Linked DNA regions of Mus musculus: region 2 is linked to region 1. A link is a loop called in an ENCODE intact Hi-C map of the cell type or tissue named here. Cell type or tissue: left cerebral cortex. All regions are shown on one strand. Links, peaks and the distances in the headings refer to the core of each region. The heading gives the core; the rest is flanking DNA. Region 1 overlaps Gpr149 (G protein-coupled receptor 149). Region 2 overlaps Plch1 (phospholipase C, eta 1).

Region 1 (8,000 bases), core at 1-8,000:
TGGCAGTTCCCAGAAGCTGTCAGCTTCTGTGGTACAGACTCTCACCTGTGCAGACTAAATTCCTAAGTTCCAGGGAGTCCCGGAACCAAGATGGCGACTGCTGCTGCTGAGGCTGAGGCCGCCTCCCAAGCCAGGCGGACACCTGTCCTCTGGTCCTGAAGGTGGCCGGCTGTCTGCGGCCTGCCAAGGGTGCTGCCTCAGCGGCTCTGTGCTTCCGCCTGTCCCAGAAGCTGTCCGGTTCTCTGGCGCACCCTCTAACCTGTTCAGACTAATTTCCTAAGTTCTGCTGAGTCCCGGAACCAAGATGGCGACCGCTGCTGCTGAGGCTGAGGCCGCCTCCCAACCAGCCTAACATTTTTGTAGTAAACTTTACTTGGTCATAATATGTATTTATTCTATTGATTCCTGGATTCTAATTGTTAATATTTGTTTTAGATACTTATATCTGTATTTATGAGTGATATTATTCTGTTAGATTTTCTGATGCTATCAATATAGTTTTGGTATTAGACTAAAATCAAATCTTTGAAATAAACTGTTCCCTCCTCTTCTAGTTTTTGCAGGAAAATTGATATTTATTAGTTCCACTCAAAATTGGTAGATTTCTCTGGTGAAACCACCTGTGTTGTAGGGTATTTCTCCTTTGACATTTTTAAGTTACATTTTCAAATGCCCTGGTAGCTTCTTTAGACTTCAATCCCTGTTTAATTTTTAGATGCCCTGTGGTAGGTTTTGTGCTTTCAGGGCCTCAGTATGTTTCATTTAAGTTGCTGAATTCAACCGTGTGATTTGTACATCATGCCTCCCCATCCTTCTAGCATCTGTGGTTATCACCTGATCCTTTCTTACGCAGGTCATCTGCATCTTCTCTTTTGCTTTTGTCAGTGCTCCTAGGGGTGTCAATGTTATTGATCTGTTAAAGAAACCAACTCGTGAGCATTTATTTTCTCTGTGGCTTCCATTCACATGATTTCTGTTATCTTATTTTCTTCTTTATTGCTGCTTTGCTTATTTTGCTTTTGCTGTTTTAAAAATAAATCTTGATGAAAGCTTAGGCTTGAGACTGCTGCTGTATTCTAATACACGGATTTAGTGCTTTAAATTCCTCTCTCAGTGCCGCTTTAGCATGGATTTTGGTACGCTGAATCTATTTTAATTCAGCCCAATGTGTTTTTATTTCCATCAACACTTCTTCTTTGAGTCATGCACCATTTCTTAGTGTTTGCTTAGTTTCTGGGAGTTTGGGAATGTTCTTGTTAAATTCTGGTAACCCTGATTCCACAGATAGAACAATATTCTGTATAATTTTATTTCTGCTCAATGCATTTTCATTTCTTTTGAGTCATTTAACAAATTAAAGATAACCTCAGAGGATACTAAAATGCATTCATGCCGAATTAAGAAATGAAAACAAAATCACTTCCTCTTGAATTAGTTGAACTGGAAGTGAGCCCAAGTTTTAATTTTCTAATCTACCTGTGCCTTTCATGAGTTGATAGTCCATGGTTACTGACCCACCTGTGAGCTCTTTGTTGTGAGTCTGCTCTGTCCTTGTTGTGCCTGTCTCTGAATGTCTGTGTCTGAATCTGAGCCTATCCCTGTGTCTGTCCATGAGGAGAACATTGTTCTGTATTTGTTGAACAGCACAGAAAATACCGTATGGAGGACATGAGGGATTCTTTACAAAAATTCTTAGAATTTTACAAGGGAAGAAATTTAACTGATCCCATCTGACTCACAGTAGCAGACAACACTGAAAACCTATGCAATTGAGCTATATCTACATTACTTGCAAAATGTTTGGTGGATCTTTCCTTTAAAGTTGCTTTCAACCTGTTGGCTGTTTTCAGCTAATGATTACCATAGCTTTCTTTACTTTACATACACACATACTTTATTCTGGGTTAGGGTCAAGAAAGGGTACATAATTTAAGATAAAACTGAAGCACTTTCTTGGTCTGTAAAGGCTGATTGTATGGGAAATTCAAGGCAAGTAGAGCTGGCTATATTGTTCTCTTAAAGGTAGGTTAAGTTTAAACAGGCTGAATACACAATAGGAGAGCAGGTTAGTACACAGAATTTAAAGAGCTCAAGAGGTATCAGTAATTTTGCTGAGAGGTCTGTCAAAAGTTGTCTTTGGGGGAATCTTCAAAAAGATTTTCTTATAATATGTATCACAACATTGTTCCCTGAACTAGCACTAACATTTGAATAAAATACATACTGTGTTTTTATTGGATGGAATTTTCTTAAAAATAGTCTACAGATTGATTAAATTGCATGGACCCATGTCAATCTTGCTGGTTTCTGACTTTGTTCTCAGTTGTTGATACAGTGTTTGCAGTCTCCAGCTCTATGAAGAAGTTGCTCATTTTCCTTTGCTGTTACCATTCTTACATCATGTATTGCACTACTCAGTGGTCTGTTGTGTTCATTTTAGGATTGCTACCTGTTTCTGATGGATTGATCCCTTTACCACTGTGTAATAATCTTTCCTGTCACTGGAAGTTTTCTTTGCTCTAAGGTCGACATTTTCTTTTCTCCTGATGATTCATTATTTATATGTGTGTGTGTGTGTGTGTGTTTCTGTGTATCACTTCACAATCTACTCATCTTATTATGGTTGAAGTTAAATGCATTGCATGATCTAATAACTTCGAAACCACCCCATCACTCTCCATCGCTCTAGCTTGCCTAAATCATTCCTCCACATAGAAGACTATGTAAGAATTATCTGACATAAAGATAAAATGTAGAAAAACCATTACATTCCCCACGCCTTTCCAAGCTCCCTTTCTCAAGTCCTGATATGAGACACAGAAAATAGGAACTTACAAAACATCTTGGGCTCTACCCTCTCTGTGCCCTGGAACAACTAGCATACATGAGAGCCTTGCTATGTGTTAAGCATTCTACCCATCCCTTCCTGTGCATGAAATCTTGTAAGGTTAATGTTTTCAAAAGACAAGCCTAATACTCAGACAAGTGAAGACTACACAGATTGTGACTCCACTGGGTTCAAAGACAGGTGTATATGACTAGGTGGTAGAACTTCAGCCCTGGCATCCACAAAATCAAAGAGTTTTGGTGTGGCAGTGTCTGTGTATCCCTCAGTTCCTCATATGCCAGTTCCTGTACAAACATCCAAGTTCGTGGATCTTTCTCTTACACAAATGATTTTAATAGACCTCCTGTTTGTTTTCCCTGGTACCTCATTCACACTTTTCAATCCATATTTCGGAGGCTGCTCAGTTATCCTCCTAGAATACACTTCCCCCATTTTATTCCTATTAAAGTGATCCTTGTAAGATCTACTCAAGATCTTTATGTTAAAGCTGCTTTCTAAATACTGTTTTACTTCCTAATGTGAAAAAAATCCTTTTTCTTTCCATGTTTCCCCAGAATACTGTAGTTTATCCCCAAATTAGGAGAGTGAAATATTAGCCATGTTTATCTCAGACTTGCAAGGAAATAGAATGACATGAAGTAGCAAAATGGCTTAGAGCAAAGGGCATGAGACAGGTGATCTTGGAATTGGGTTAGACTATGACATGCACTTAGTTGTGCCTCCCACAACTCAATTACGTCATCATATGTATGCTTTGGTTATCCAAAGGACTTCATTTTAGAAGATTAATATGCATATTAATTGCGAAAGTGTTACACACTCACCAGAAATTGTCGCATGTGGCTCATGGTCAGCCAGGTAAGTAAGTATTGGTCATGGTGAGCATCAGTCTTCATGGTTAGACTTTCACCATGAAAAAAGGCATGGGCTGAGGAGATGGTTCAGTGGCAAAGATGCTTGCTGTACAAGCCTGAAACCTGAGTATGGAGACCCAGAACCCTCACAAAAAGTGGCATTTGTAATTCCCAGTGCTCTGGGCTATGGTTTCTATGGGCAGCCAAAACAGTGAGGTTTCAGTCCTGTCTCAAAAGTAAGTAAGTAAGTAAGTAAGTAGATAGATAGATAGATAGATAGATAGATAGATAGATAGACAGACAGACACCTCTGGTCTCCAGATTGACCTCATAAGCAAAAGTACTCCCTATGCTCTCCCCACCCACCCCCCCCCCCACACACACACACACACTCCAAATTAAAATAAGAAAGGGCATAAGGCACACGCCTGAGGTCTGGGAGGGTAGACTTCGCCACCCATTTTTTCACAGAAAAGTATTTTATTAAAGGCCTTTATTTTCTTCCCCAACTTTTTCTTACTTTAATCAGTTCCTGTGGGTCATCACATATTGGTTCACTAATCATACAAAAAGGACATGGTTGGACAGAAGACTTGAGGAGCTGGGAATGTGCACATATGTAACATTTATAATTACGGAGGTCCCCCAGACAAACCTTTTTTAAAATTTTAATTTTCTCATGAGTTTTTGTGTCTGATACTTGTTTTCTTCCTGGTATGTATATTCCAGCTTCTCCAGCCTGCTTTAAGTCTGCTTGACCTACACTTCTCGATGTATATACTTTTAAAGGCCAAAGTCTCTCTAAAATCATGAAAATTAGATTTTTAAAAAAATATTAAATTTGCCAATCATTTGGATTACTCATGAATCAATGGTACATTCCAATTTCTGATTCAGAGGACCCATGACCAACTGTGGCCTTGGATAAAGTAATGATCTCTTATGCTGTAATATGCCTTGCTTAAGTTGAATAATTCAGACAAGCAAGAGAAAGCTTCACCTTGTTCAGATAATCATGTAGAGAGACTCTTTTTATATTATAATTTCACCCTGAATTCACCTAGAAGCTTATTGTGAAAAAAGAAAAGGCATTCAGTGTATCCAAGGTCAGCAAGTTTGAATCAATTATCACAGATTATTTGTGCTAATGTGTTTACATGGCAGGCTCTCTTCTCCTTAAGTATTTGTGAGGTTCAGAAATGCTTTTCATTTCCAAATTAAAAAAAAAAAAATTCTCCCAGCCACCCACACTCCTGAATGTACTGCAGTAACGGGTTAGCATTATTCCCAGGCAAATGCAAATTCGCTCACTTTAATATGGTAAGAAAGCACAGACTATGAAATGAATAGTTCCAGGTTATTTAAATAGATTATTCTGATTGTGCAATAAAGATGATGTCTAATTAAGTCCCATACATTTTAGTTTTATCCAAGAAAATGTTGAGAAGATCTTCCCATATACCTAAAACTAACACCTCTTACTCAGCATGGTCAAAATACAAAAATATATTTTGGACAGTAATATTATTTTGCATTTTTATTTGCTTCAAAAAATTTACATAAAAACAAAATAACATTCTGTTATTCTTCTTGCTATTCTGTAGTTGTTTTGAACCATGGTCTTGTTTTGAGAGGAAGACTGGTCTCAGATTCATGATCTTACTTCCTCTACCTCCTAAGTTTGGAGATTATAGGCCTTGGCCACCATATCCAGCTTCTCCACTTATTTTGAAATAGCATCTTCATCATATACTGTATCTTGTTTCTTGGCTGAGCTTTAACAGCTACAATGTTACCACATTAGTATGTTTATACTTTTTTTTTTTTTGCTTATTCACAAGCTTATACATTTTTCACAAGACAAAGGAGAATTCCATTTGGATTTTCATTTTAAAAATATATTAAGTCATTATCCTCAGACTTGTAATGCATCTCCTCAAAATAAAATATTGCCGCTATTTCCTTCTGTTTTTGTTTGCTGATTTTATTACTGTGGTGGTTGTCTTGGCAGGTTTCACAATAGTGCTGTTGTTTGGAATCAGACCTTTTTTTTATTTTAAAGGTTATATAGATGTACATGTCTGAGAGTTTTCCCTGATGTATGCTTGTGCTTCATATGCATGCCTGATGCCCATGGAGGCCAGAAGAGATTATTAGATCTGATTCCCTGGAACTGGAATTGGGTAGAGTTGTGAGACACTATGGAGATGTTGCAAACCAAACCTGGGTCCTCTACAAGAATAGCAAATTTTCTTTAACTCTGAACCATTTCTCCAGACTCTGAATGGAACCTTTTAAAAACTTGTTTTGATTGGTAACAGCTACCAGGCTCTCGGTTTTACTTGTAACTGAACCACCTCACTAGAGTCTGTCATTCGTTCTCACTCAGATTTTTCTTTTCTCTAGAATTATTAGGTAGAAAATTGGTGCTGCCCCCAGCTGTGTAGCCTTGTTTCTTCCTGCTTGGTGCCTGTGCACCTTATTCCTTTTTTTATGGATTGTGCCCCAGCTAGGACCTTTAGAGCAGTGCAAAGTATCGTCAATGCCAGGGATTTCCACCATCTCTGAGGATGTAGTCCTGCTTTGGGAAGGTTCTCTGGTATCTCATTCCCTCACTTGAAGCTAAGCTAACTTCCCCATGACAGCCTTGAGCACAGCATTGCATCTTCATGTGGACTGGGGTGTTTCTGAGGGGGAGGTTGAGCAGATCTGTGTTTTGTGGGATGTTAAGGCATGTGAGCATCTTCACTCCACTGTTGAATATCAGCCAGCCTCCCTTTCACTCATAATAATAACTCAGTCCACATCTTCTATTCTATCAATAACAGTAGAAAATCCTGGTAATTTTACTGAGTCTGACAACTCCTCTTTTATACCTTTCAATATCATAGTTCTCTTTATTCATGATTCCATTCTCAATAGCCTGCAATGGTGTTCTATAACTTAAATAATACCTAAGTCCTGTTTAAGGAGGACAAATAATTCTATAAATGATGTCAAATTTTTATGGTTTTACTTAAAGATGTAAAAATAAAATATGATTGTACAAATAAACTAGGGGCTTATTTATATTTGTAAACCCAGTCCAAGAGAGACACAGGCAGGAAGGTTATGTTGCCAAGGAAAGTCTGATTTTTAAACTATACCTATAAAGTACATGTAAAATATATCACCTTGATCATATTTAAATGATCACTGATTGGCTATATTTATCTTAATATATGATAATGCTAGTTATTTTTTGATTTTGGAGCCATTGTTCTGTTTTCCATGGCATCTGCATCATTTTACTTTCCCACAAACAATAGGTCCCAAGATTCTATGCATCCTCTTTAATAAGGTGTTTTTCTGTATTTTCATTGTAGCACCCCAAAGAGTTTGAGCTTTGATTGGCATGAGTTCTTGCATGAGCGAGGCTGAGCACCTTGCCGTGTATGTCCTGGCTACCTGTGCAACTTCTTTTCAGAAATCTTCTCCAGGTTCTTGGCACAGCCTGATTTTTTTTTCTGTTGTTGTTTGTTCTTATCTCTGCTTTTGCTTCTATAGCTCTCAAATATAGATCATCCATTTGAATAGGAAGGTTTGAAAAAATTATTTTAATAACATAGTACTTTAAATGCTATTTCAGAAAAATCAGCCTTTATACTTATCCAGACTTTGGCAATATCTAATTCTAAAATGTTAATCTGAATGAGCTATCATCCTTTTAACTCACTATGTGGATCTGTCAAATCAGATGAAGAGGACATTTCCAATCTCATTTACTCTTAAACATTCTTGAAGGTTTATTTTTACTTTGTGTGTATGAGTGTTTTATTGCATGCGTGAATACATACCATATGCATACCTCATGCCTAGAGGCCAGAAAAAGGCATTAGAGCCCTAGGATTGGCAGTTATAGTCACTTTTGAGGCTCCTTGTGAGTACTAGGAGCCAAACCTGAGTCCTCTTTGAAAGCAACAAGTGGTCTTAATCTGTGTACCATCCCTTCCGACGTCTTAATTGTTTACATTTTATGTACTAATTTTGGAGGTAGAGTGGCATATGCTAATGCTATGGTTTGTGTGTGGAAGTCAGAGGGTGACTTACAGGAGTATGTTTTCTCCTTCTTCTATGTGGGTTCTAGGCACCAAACAGAGGTCACCGGGCTTGCATGGCTAATGATTTTACCTGCTGAGCCCTGGTCCCTCATCTGCTTGATATGAACTGCTATCAGCAGTACTGTTGCTGTATATGAATGTTGTATGCCAGCCCACGGCCTACATGAACTGGGTACACCTGGGAGGCAGGCTGGGGCT
Region 2 (8,613 bases), core at 345-8,344, 1.3 Mb before region 1:
GTCCAGGTTAGTTGACTCTGTTCATCTTCCTGTGGATTTCCCATCCTCTCTGGGGCCCATAATCCTTCCCACAACTGTTCCATAAAACTCCCCAAGCTCCATCCAATGTTTGGCTGTGGGTCTCTGCATCTGTGTCAGTCAGCAGCTGGGTGTAGCCTCTCAGAGGACTGTTATGCTAGGCTTTGGTCTACATGTATAAAGGTGTCAGGGATTGCTGTTTACCCATGGGATGGGTCTCAAGTTGGGTCAGTAATTGGTTGGCCATTCCCTCAATCTCTGCTCCATTGTTGTCTCTGCATTTCTTGTGGAAGGACAAATTTGGGGTGAAAAGTTTTATAGGTGGGTTGGTGTCCTTATCTCTCCACTGGGGATGGTCTTCTTTTTAGTTCCATGTACATTAGCAAGTGTAAGTGACATGCACATATTTTGTAAGTGAGCGATACTACTGTTAATTATGAAAAACGTATTTTCTTGGAAAAGGTAGTGCCCTTAATAATACAGAGGACTTCAAAATTGTGTATTTAGGTAAAATGCTGGAATAATGAATATTAAAAAATAGTTATTCTAGGAGAGAGATTTGCAATGAGGAAAGAGGATACCAGAACAGGAAAGAACATGGGGGTACTTCAGTACTGCAGTTTTGAAAAAAAAATAATAACATTTCATTGTTTTTGGTGAATTTACTTGTGTTGCTGGATATCAAATTCAGGGCACTGTACTTCTAAGCACGTGCTTTATAAGGCACACTCCACCCTTTACTACATTATTTATACATCTAAAAATATTTGGGATATAATATGAGATGTTGGCTTTGGAGGGCAAAGGTAGGCTTGTTTCTGTAGTCAGCTGTTCTGCAGCATTTCTCTCCGTGGTCCCACATGCTTTTCTTTACCCCCTCAGCTTAAGAAACAGGAGCATCATTCTAAGCTGGCAGGGATGAAGTGAAAAGAAGGGGAGGGATTCAGGATTGTGTGGAGCAGCAAGCAGTCTGAACGGTAGATAAGATCCCCGTTGTGGAAGGTTAAGGAGAAACTTACCAAGCTCCTGGAGCCTCCACTAGCTGTCCCAGTGTGACACCTTATCCCACTGGGATACCTTACCTTTTTCACTAAGCCACTGGGGTACATTTACAAAACTATAGACTGTTGCAATAGGACAGATGACAAAACTGTTTTCCACCTGTGGGGTTTGCTTCTTGCCAGCCTTGCAGTTTTGTTATGTTTTTTGTTTGTTTGTTTGGTTTTGGTTTTTTTTTGGGGGGGGGTTGGTTTTTTTGGTTCTTTGGTTTTTTTTTTTCTTCCTGCTACTGTTCCCCCCCACCTCCAGCATTGTGATGTGAACCGAAAGGAGGTTGGAATTCTGAAACGTCACTAGCCAAACCTTGTGAACAAAGGCTTCCTTGTTCAGGGTCATGCACATTGGCTTTGCAGTTTAATTCATCAGCTCAGATCTCTGCTTTTCAAGTGTTTGGTCTCTGCAGAGGCTGGAATCTCTGCAGGTTCTGTGAGCACATTATGCTAGAGGCCTGGCCAGCTCTAGTTACATCTGTAAGCCTGGGTGGATCCAAGGATTAGTGGCCCTAAATAAATACCTCCAATGAACTAAAAGAAGGCAAGTAAACTTTGTTATAGTTTGGCATATCTGTGCCCAATTAGACTCTGCAATAATTTCTAACATTTTGCGAGTTGGTTACATAACCTACCCGGATGTCACCAACACAAAATTCAGGAGTTGAGAATAATAGCTCACCTGCTAGTGAGACCTCTGGAAATTGATTAGTATTGACTGTTTTGGATCCTGATAGAATGCAATTGAGACCTGGAACACAAAATATAGTCCTGAAACCTGCTTAATGATAGCTTGCTTTCCTCAGCAGACAGCAGTAGCTGAGTGCAGGATGATGTTGTTGGAAAGAGTTATTGTTTTGGTATGGGGGAAAAAAAAAGCAGCATTCAAGTTCTTGGAAGTTCTGTGGGAAGTTTGTTATGGGCTGGAGGAGTCCTGGTCTACATTTTAGCCTTGTATGTTGCCCCCAGTGCTAGGCAACACATGGCAATGTGCTGTCTGGGTGAGCGTGTGCCTGCTCTTTTCTTCATTTCTGTCTCATTCTGTCTCTCTTGATAGGGCAATTTCATTTGGATGCTGTGCCAGACATCTTCCAACAATGAACTACTGGAACGGTGAGAAGAGGAACTGTGTGCAGTACCGCAGACATTTTCTGGTGGACAACCGCGTGTTTCATGGTGAGCTGTTGTACTTATGTAGCTGAGACTCTGCTTTCGGAAAATTACTTTCATTGTACTGTTTTGGATGCAAGTATGGTCTAATTGTTGGGCTGAACCAAGAGCTTGAGTTTGTCTTAAAATTCCACCAGACCGTGACCTGCAGTTTTCATCAACGTGAACTTCCTCAAAAAACAGCAATGGTGTTCTTCTTCCTACCACTCAGCCTTTCTACTCCTGTTGACTCCCAAAATGTACCTTTTCAATGGTTGTAACTATTTGGGGTTTGAAAACTTAACCAGTGTATCAGACCACAGGAAAAGAGAACAGAGAACCTTGCTACACTTCAGAATGTCTGCTGGGTGGGTTACTGTAGCTCAACAGAGGGTTATTAATACAGGTCATTTTCCTGATAAATAATAATTGTCTTAGACCATTGCCTTTAACCAGGCTATAGCTTCTTGTTTAGTGTCTCATAGTCAGGGATAAGCTTTGTCCATCCTCCTACCAAGATATTCCCATGGGAGTAATTTATTTGTGAGCCAAAGGTTTCGGGGGTATTGGAATTTGTAGAGCAATGTCCATCAGAAGTCCAGGAGATGCAAAGGTTTCATGAGACCTGAGTGATGCTTAATTAAACACACTACTGTTTATTTTCAACTTTCGCATTGTGGATTTCATCCCTCATTTTGGTAACAGATTTAATGTGTATCATTACTTTAAAGGTAAGTCTGTGACAAGTGCTACTCTACCCACTGGCTCCAGTAGTTGTATGGCGCTCTTCTCAAGACTCCTCGTGTGACCCTGCAGAGGGTGACTTTATCTTACAAGTAAAGAAAGGAGGCTGAGACTGTCACCTTAGCTAACCCCTAAATTGCAGTCCATCTTTCTAGGCTGATTCTCTCATTATTGTCATTTCATTATTGTCAACACGGAAGATGTGGGAAGTAACTGGGATATTACTTCAGAAGTGAGGATCTGTCTTGCTCTCCTCTGAAGCTCACCCAAGAGTGCTGTTGGCTGCTTCGTGTCTACACTCATGTTGTCAGCCGTATGGTATTTTCTGTTAAGATTTATCTGTCTCAAGGGACAGAGTGTTACTGTATTGTTGAAATGACGCAGTTTATTGCCATTTTCCTTATTGTAAATGTCTTCACCTGGAGAGTTAAAACCATAGTTATGATGTGAATAAAATTCTGATATGTTTTTATAGTTATATTTCAGTTAGCATGTTTCTATATCTCGGTCTTTATTTGCCTTTTTTTTATTTCAAGGAAGAAATTATTTTGGCTCACAGCTTGAAGGCACAGCCTATCACTGGGGGGGGGGGAGTGGTGTCAAGTGTTTTAACTATGGAGGTAACAGCAAGAGTCAGCTAGTCGCACTACCTCAAGAAGTATAGATGAATGCTTGTGCCTAGCTCCTTTTCTCCTTTTCCCCATTTTTAAAAATTCATTCTGGAGCTCCAAAGTCCACAGTTAGAGTGAATCTTTCCTCCTCAGTTAACTCTTTGGAAGCTTTCTCACAGATACACCCAAAAGTATGTCTCTTAGGTGAGTCTGAAGAGTCAAGTTGACAATGGTGGTTAGCTATCACGAGGAATGCTATGTGCAGGGCCTAATAGTGAGCACTGCTCTTTTGAGCCCTTTGGAAATCTTTGTAATAGTTCATCCCATTGTTTGGATAGAGGAACTAAAGCTTAGAGGTTTTGAAGTGGAGATCCGGTGTTCAAACTCTGATCTTCAGGTCTCCACAACCCCAGTGTTTCTGCCTAATCCAATCTATCATTCTGTTCTGCGAGATGAGTTCTCAGAACTCTACCACTCAGCTACACCCCTGGGCCTTGAGAGGTTTGAAGTTCATTCAAGGGTCCTTGCTCTGTCATTAACCAGTAGTGGATGAACTTGAACAAATTAGACAGTCCTTCAGGTGTGTAACTCTCCCTTGTGTCAGGACTCAACCCTTGGAGGTAGGAACAGTGAACTTCCAAGGTATGGGCAGTGGATTCAGTGAGCATGCAGGCCTGTTTCATAGTAAGGAAGTGTGAAATAAGCATTCTGGTCTTGACAGGTTTCAAGGTTATTTTCTGGCATCTTAGATTCCTTTGAACTATCTCTGAGAGTAAAAATTTTTACATTTTTGTGAGTGACTTTTCACCAAACACAAGATACACAAGGGGGCAGTGTCGCATTGAAAATGTGAGTTGGTTACTTTTCATGGTTCAGGAATTACTTCTCAAAGGGTTTAGAAATATTAAATCCTCTCAAGATTAAGAGACTTGAAGCCAGTTAGAACCACAATTCTCTTCATTTGTAATGCAACTAGTGCCTTTAAGAATTGATTCTGATAGGGCAAGTCATCAAACTTGGTTTCTTTGCCTGAACTGATTTAGTGATTGAGGGCTGAAAGACTCCCTGCTCATCTGTCTGTGGGAACTCATCACTTGGCTAAAGTAGGAACAGTGAACCTACCAAGTGTGTTGGTCTGAGTCAGGACTCAACACCTGTGAGGTAGGAACAGTGAAACTATCAAGGTCAGGGCTGTGAGTTCAGTGAGCATGTTGGTCTGTTTCATGGTAAGACAGTGCTAATAATAATATTTGGGCAATTCAATAACATCGAGGGAGGAGGGGGGTTGTGGCGGGGGAGGGAGTGAGCCAGGGTAAGATGAGGTGAAGAAATGTTTATTTGGAGAGAGGGACTTCTGAAGCAGGCATGCTCCTTCATCAACTTTTGCTTACCAATTGGCATTTTTGTTTATATTAATGGCAGTTCTTATATAACCAAGTCAACTATGATAAAGAGAGAGAAGCCTTTATATCACAAAATTAAAGCATCATTCCACTCACATGATAGCCTTTTGAAATATGCCCATTTGAATGAACAAATGTCTTAACATTTATTTTTCCACAAAGACTTGAGCAGTGTTCCCAGGAGATGAGATAACTACATTAAAATGGGGGACTTAGTACACAAAGATTCTGAATAAAAGTTGAAAATGTAGCATCGCTCTTCATAAAGCTCACCTTACACTCATTTTCTGGTTATAATGGCAATGTATTCTCATTGGAGATGATTTAGAAAAGTTACAGGCCAAATTGAAGAGACTCCTTAATCCAACAAACATCTTGCTTTGCCCTAAATTGTTATCTGTTTGTTGAGTATTGACACAAACTAGAGTCACCCTGGGAAGAAGAAACCTCAAATGAGGAATTACTTTCAGTAGACTGGACTGTGGGCCTGTCTGTAGGGCATTTTCTTGATTGCTATGGGATGGTGCAGCCTGCTGTCGGCTGTTCTGATCCTGAGCAGGTATAAGTCAAGTAGCTGAGAAGGCCAGGAAATAGTAATGCCCATGGTTCTCTGATTTATGGTTCTGGCTTGTAAGGTTTCCATCTTGAGTTCCTGCCTTGGGAGGGATTGTAACATGGAAGTATAAGCCAAAACAACGCTTCTTCACCAAAGTTGCTTTGGGGCATGGTGTTTATCACAGTAACAGAAATTGAATTAGAACTCTGTTCTTTCATCTTTGTAACACTGCTGCTGCAGGAATGGGGAACACTGGCAGATGTCTCGTAGCTCAAAGGTGAGCTGGTAGATTAAATTAGTTCAATGTTCAATTATAAGAGAGGCTCAGTTAGGAATTATAATTTTTTGTGTTTCTACTCTCTCTTTGTCCTCATTTCTATGTGCACGTGTGTAGAGTATGTCTGTGTGTATATGGGTCTTTTCAGAGGCCATAGAGGGCATTGGATCCCCTGGAACAGACTCAAAGGCTCTTGTGAGCCACCTGAAATGGGTGTTAGAAGAGATCCCTGGTCCTCTGGAAGAGCAGCAATCAAGCATAACTGCTGTGAATTATGTAACTAGATTTACTTGTATTAGTGTCTTCCCCCTAAGGCTCATCATAGGTATTACAAAGAAACAGTGTCTTCCAGACATAATGGGATTGACACACGTATGAATTCAGAGACTGTGATGGCAAAAGTTTAAGCCAGACAAAATGCCAGCACAGAGAATGGGGTGGGGGGCAGATACAAAGTCTTATCACTAACCAGAAGCTGTTTGCAATTGGTACCTAGTTGGAAAGAGAAAACTAGTTTTTTTTCAATGGACTTGCACAGGGTATCTCAACCACACTTTAGGGCAGGCTTCATATTCAGGAATAGTTGGCCAACACTAAAGGACTCTGTGGGTTTGTGTGTGTGTGTGTGCTTTATGTTTTGTTTTGGTATTTTTTTATCTTCCTGTTTTTTTAATTTTGATTTTTCTTTCTTTTAGGGAGAACATTGGTTGGGAGGTGGGGAGGATCTAGGTAGAGTTGGGAAAGGGGAAAGAATATGATCAAAATATAATATGACTTTTTTTTCCCCTCTGAAAGTAAAAAGAAGTGTCAGTAACATCAGCAGGTTTAAATCTTACCTAAGTAGCTAGGCTATACTTACCTGTCAAACCCTAAGCCCTGTTTTGCCTGTTGATGGCTGAAAGAAGGCAGACTCATTTGTCTTTGCCTCTCTTCTCAGGATGTGAAACCTCGGTCCTCCAGTTTGGTACATGGGCAAGAGATGGTCTTTCAACTTGTACCTGGATATCTACTTGCATGTGATTGGTGCTGAGTGATCAGGACCACCAGTTCTGAATATTTAGTTCCACTTTCACCTCCTCTGTCACCAAGAGTCCATGAGATAGAGAATCCATCGTCTCCCTTTAACTTTATCACTTCTCTGTTGCACTCTGTTGTTTATCATCTCCATCTCTAGCACTTGTGTTCTCTTGCCTCTAAGGTAGTAGGGCAACTTGCCCTATCCATTCCTATATTCCCATGTTTCCTCACTTGAGTCTTCTCTGTATTTCCAAGGCTGTAAAAGATGGGTGGGGTAAGGGGTGGTGTTTTCCTCTCTGCAGATGTCTCTTCTTACTTTTAAGTGGCAGATACCCCTAGCAGCCTATACCATAAGCCTATATCATATCTTCTGTAGCACATTCCCTGACTGGCACATGAGTGAGACATGTTCTTCAGCATGCCATCCCTGCCACCCAGGACACCCAGGATAAGGGTCTAGGTTTGAACGGCTCTCTCATATCTCCTGGTAGCTTGTGATTATCTTTTAGTGTTTTAGATTAGGGTGAGTTCGTGTCCCTAAACACTGGCATTATTTACTGTGTCTATTTCTTGTACTGTTGTATACCGGCATTGATCAGAGCCAGGCAGTGATCTGTCTATAAAAAATTTATGTTGAGATGATTCAGCCTCTTTTTTTTTTTTTCTTTTTTTTTTTTTTTTTTTTTTTTTTTTTCAGGAATCTAATTCAGTGAAAGCTTTTGGCTGGGAAACTGAAGCCCTGTGATTTCCCGGCTGAGCTTTCTCTGACAAGGACATTCACATTGTACAGTAATACAGGGGATGAAAAGTCCCTGCTGAGTGCCTAGCAAAATGGCAAACCAAAGGTCTGGATGTGTGGGCAGCCTGGGTGGGAGAGAAGGTGCAGAGTTCACGTTTAATTGTGTCAAACAAGTCTGTCACCTTCAAGAAAGATTCTTGGCTAGCCCTTTCCATTAGATTATCCATTTTTTTTCTTTGATGCCTTTGGCCTTTTGGGCATCAGCAAACAGAAAAGGGCTGTGATCCTTTCATCCATCTACACTTGGGAACCCCAATTTCCTAATTACTCAATTAGAAGGAAGAAATAGTGTGTTTAGTACAGTCAACTTCTCCTTCAGACTTGCAGAATTCTCACATGTTAAGTAGTTACTAAGTAAGAATTATTTCCCATTAGACCTGTGCTACACAATTAAGCCTTTATTCTTTAAGCTGCATTTCCATAATTATAATTAATTTTCCTCTGCTCTTTCATTTTCCCAATTGTCTTTCATACTCTGTGTCTAATATATGCGGAGATTGATAGAAAGATGAGACATCTCTTCACCAGTGGACTCTGCGTCCTTCTAGGGCACCATAATTATTTAATTTAGCTACACAAATGATTTGGAGTTTTTCCTTAGGCCACAATAGTAATTATTAGCGGTTGCATTTGTAATCATGAAAACCTCTTATCTTCCCTCTGTCAAAACAAAGATGGAAAACTGCAGTTTGTCCCTTTATAATGTGTAAATGAAAAGCCATCTCAACAGAAATATGATGTGTTTGTATTAGGGCTTATTCCTTTCAGCAAATATGTTAATTACCAAATGCAAGCTGTGGGGTTCAAAGGTATATCCAGATTGTCTTGATTTAAAAAGTCCGTAATGGGAAGTAGTTCAGCCTATGTTCATAACTATAGTTCCCATGTATATACTGATCACATTACAGCAAGTGCATGCCAAACTGAGTCCTGGCCTGCATACTGATCTGCTCAGTGCTTACCTGATAAGCAAGATGATATACTCCAACC

What was found. Hi-C counts contacts between places; a loop is a spot of excess contacts. Peaks named below come from ENCODE experiments on the same cell type or tissue, not always from the same donor. Only the 100,000 strongest peaks of a DNase experiment are listed, where the experiment ranks them.
Region 2: it touches region 1 in a loop (4-fold over the local background); 8 of 42 quality-filtered maps call a loop at or near these places.

Annotation. Positions count from the first base shown.
Region 1 is chr3:62,535,298-62,543,297 of GRCm38, reverse strand. The region is part of intron 3 of Gpr149 (G protein-coupled receptor 149); the gene reads left to right. Among named protein-coding and RNA genes, the nearest start is that of Dhx36, 32 kb to the right of the region's middle. In left cerebral cortex, for the core only: no CTCF peak of the experiment used is centred there; DNase peaks (open chromatin) are centred at 846, 1,135, 1,568 and 4,955.
Region 2 is chr3:63,864,286-63,872,898 of GRCm38, reverse strand. Plch1 (phospholipase C, eta 1) reads left to right here. Exons shown (of 24, transcript NM_001370984.1): 3 at 2,125-2,243. The coding sequence starts at 2,165. Among named protein-coding and RNA genes, the nearest start is that of Plch1, 31 kb to the left of the region's middle. In left cerebral cortex, for the core only: a CTCF peak has its summit at 4,391 (motif pointing right); DNase peaks (open chromatin) are centred at 4,394 and 7,413.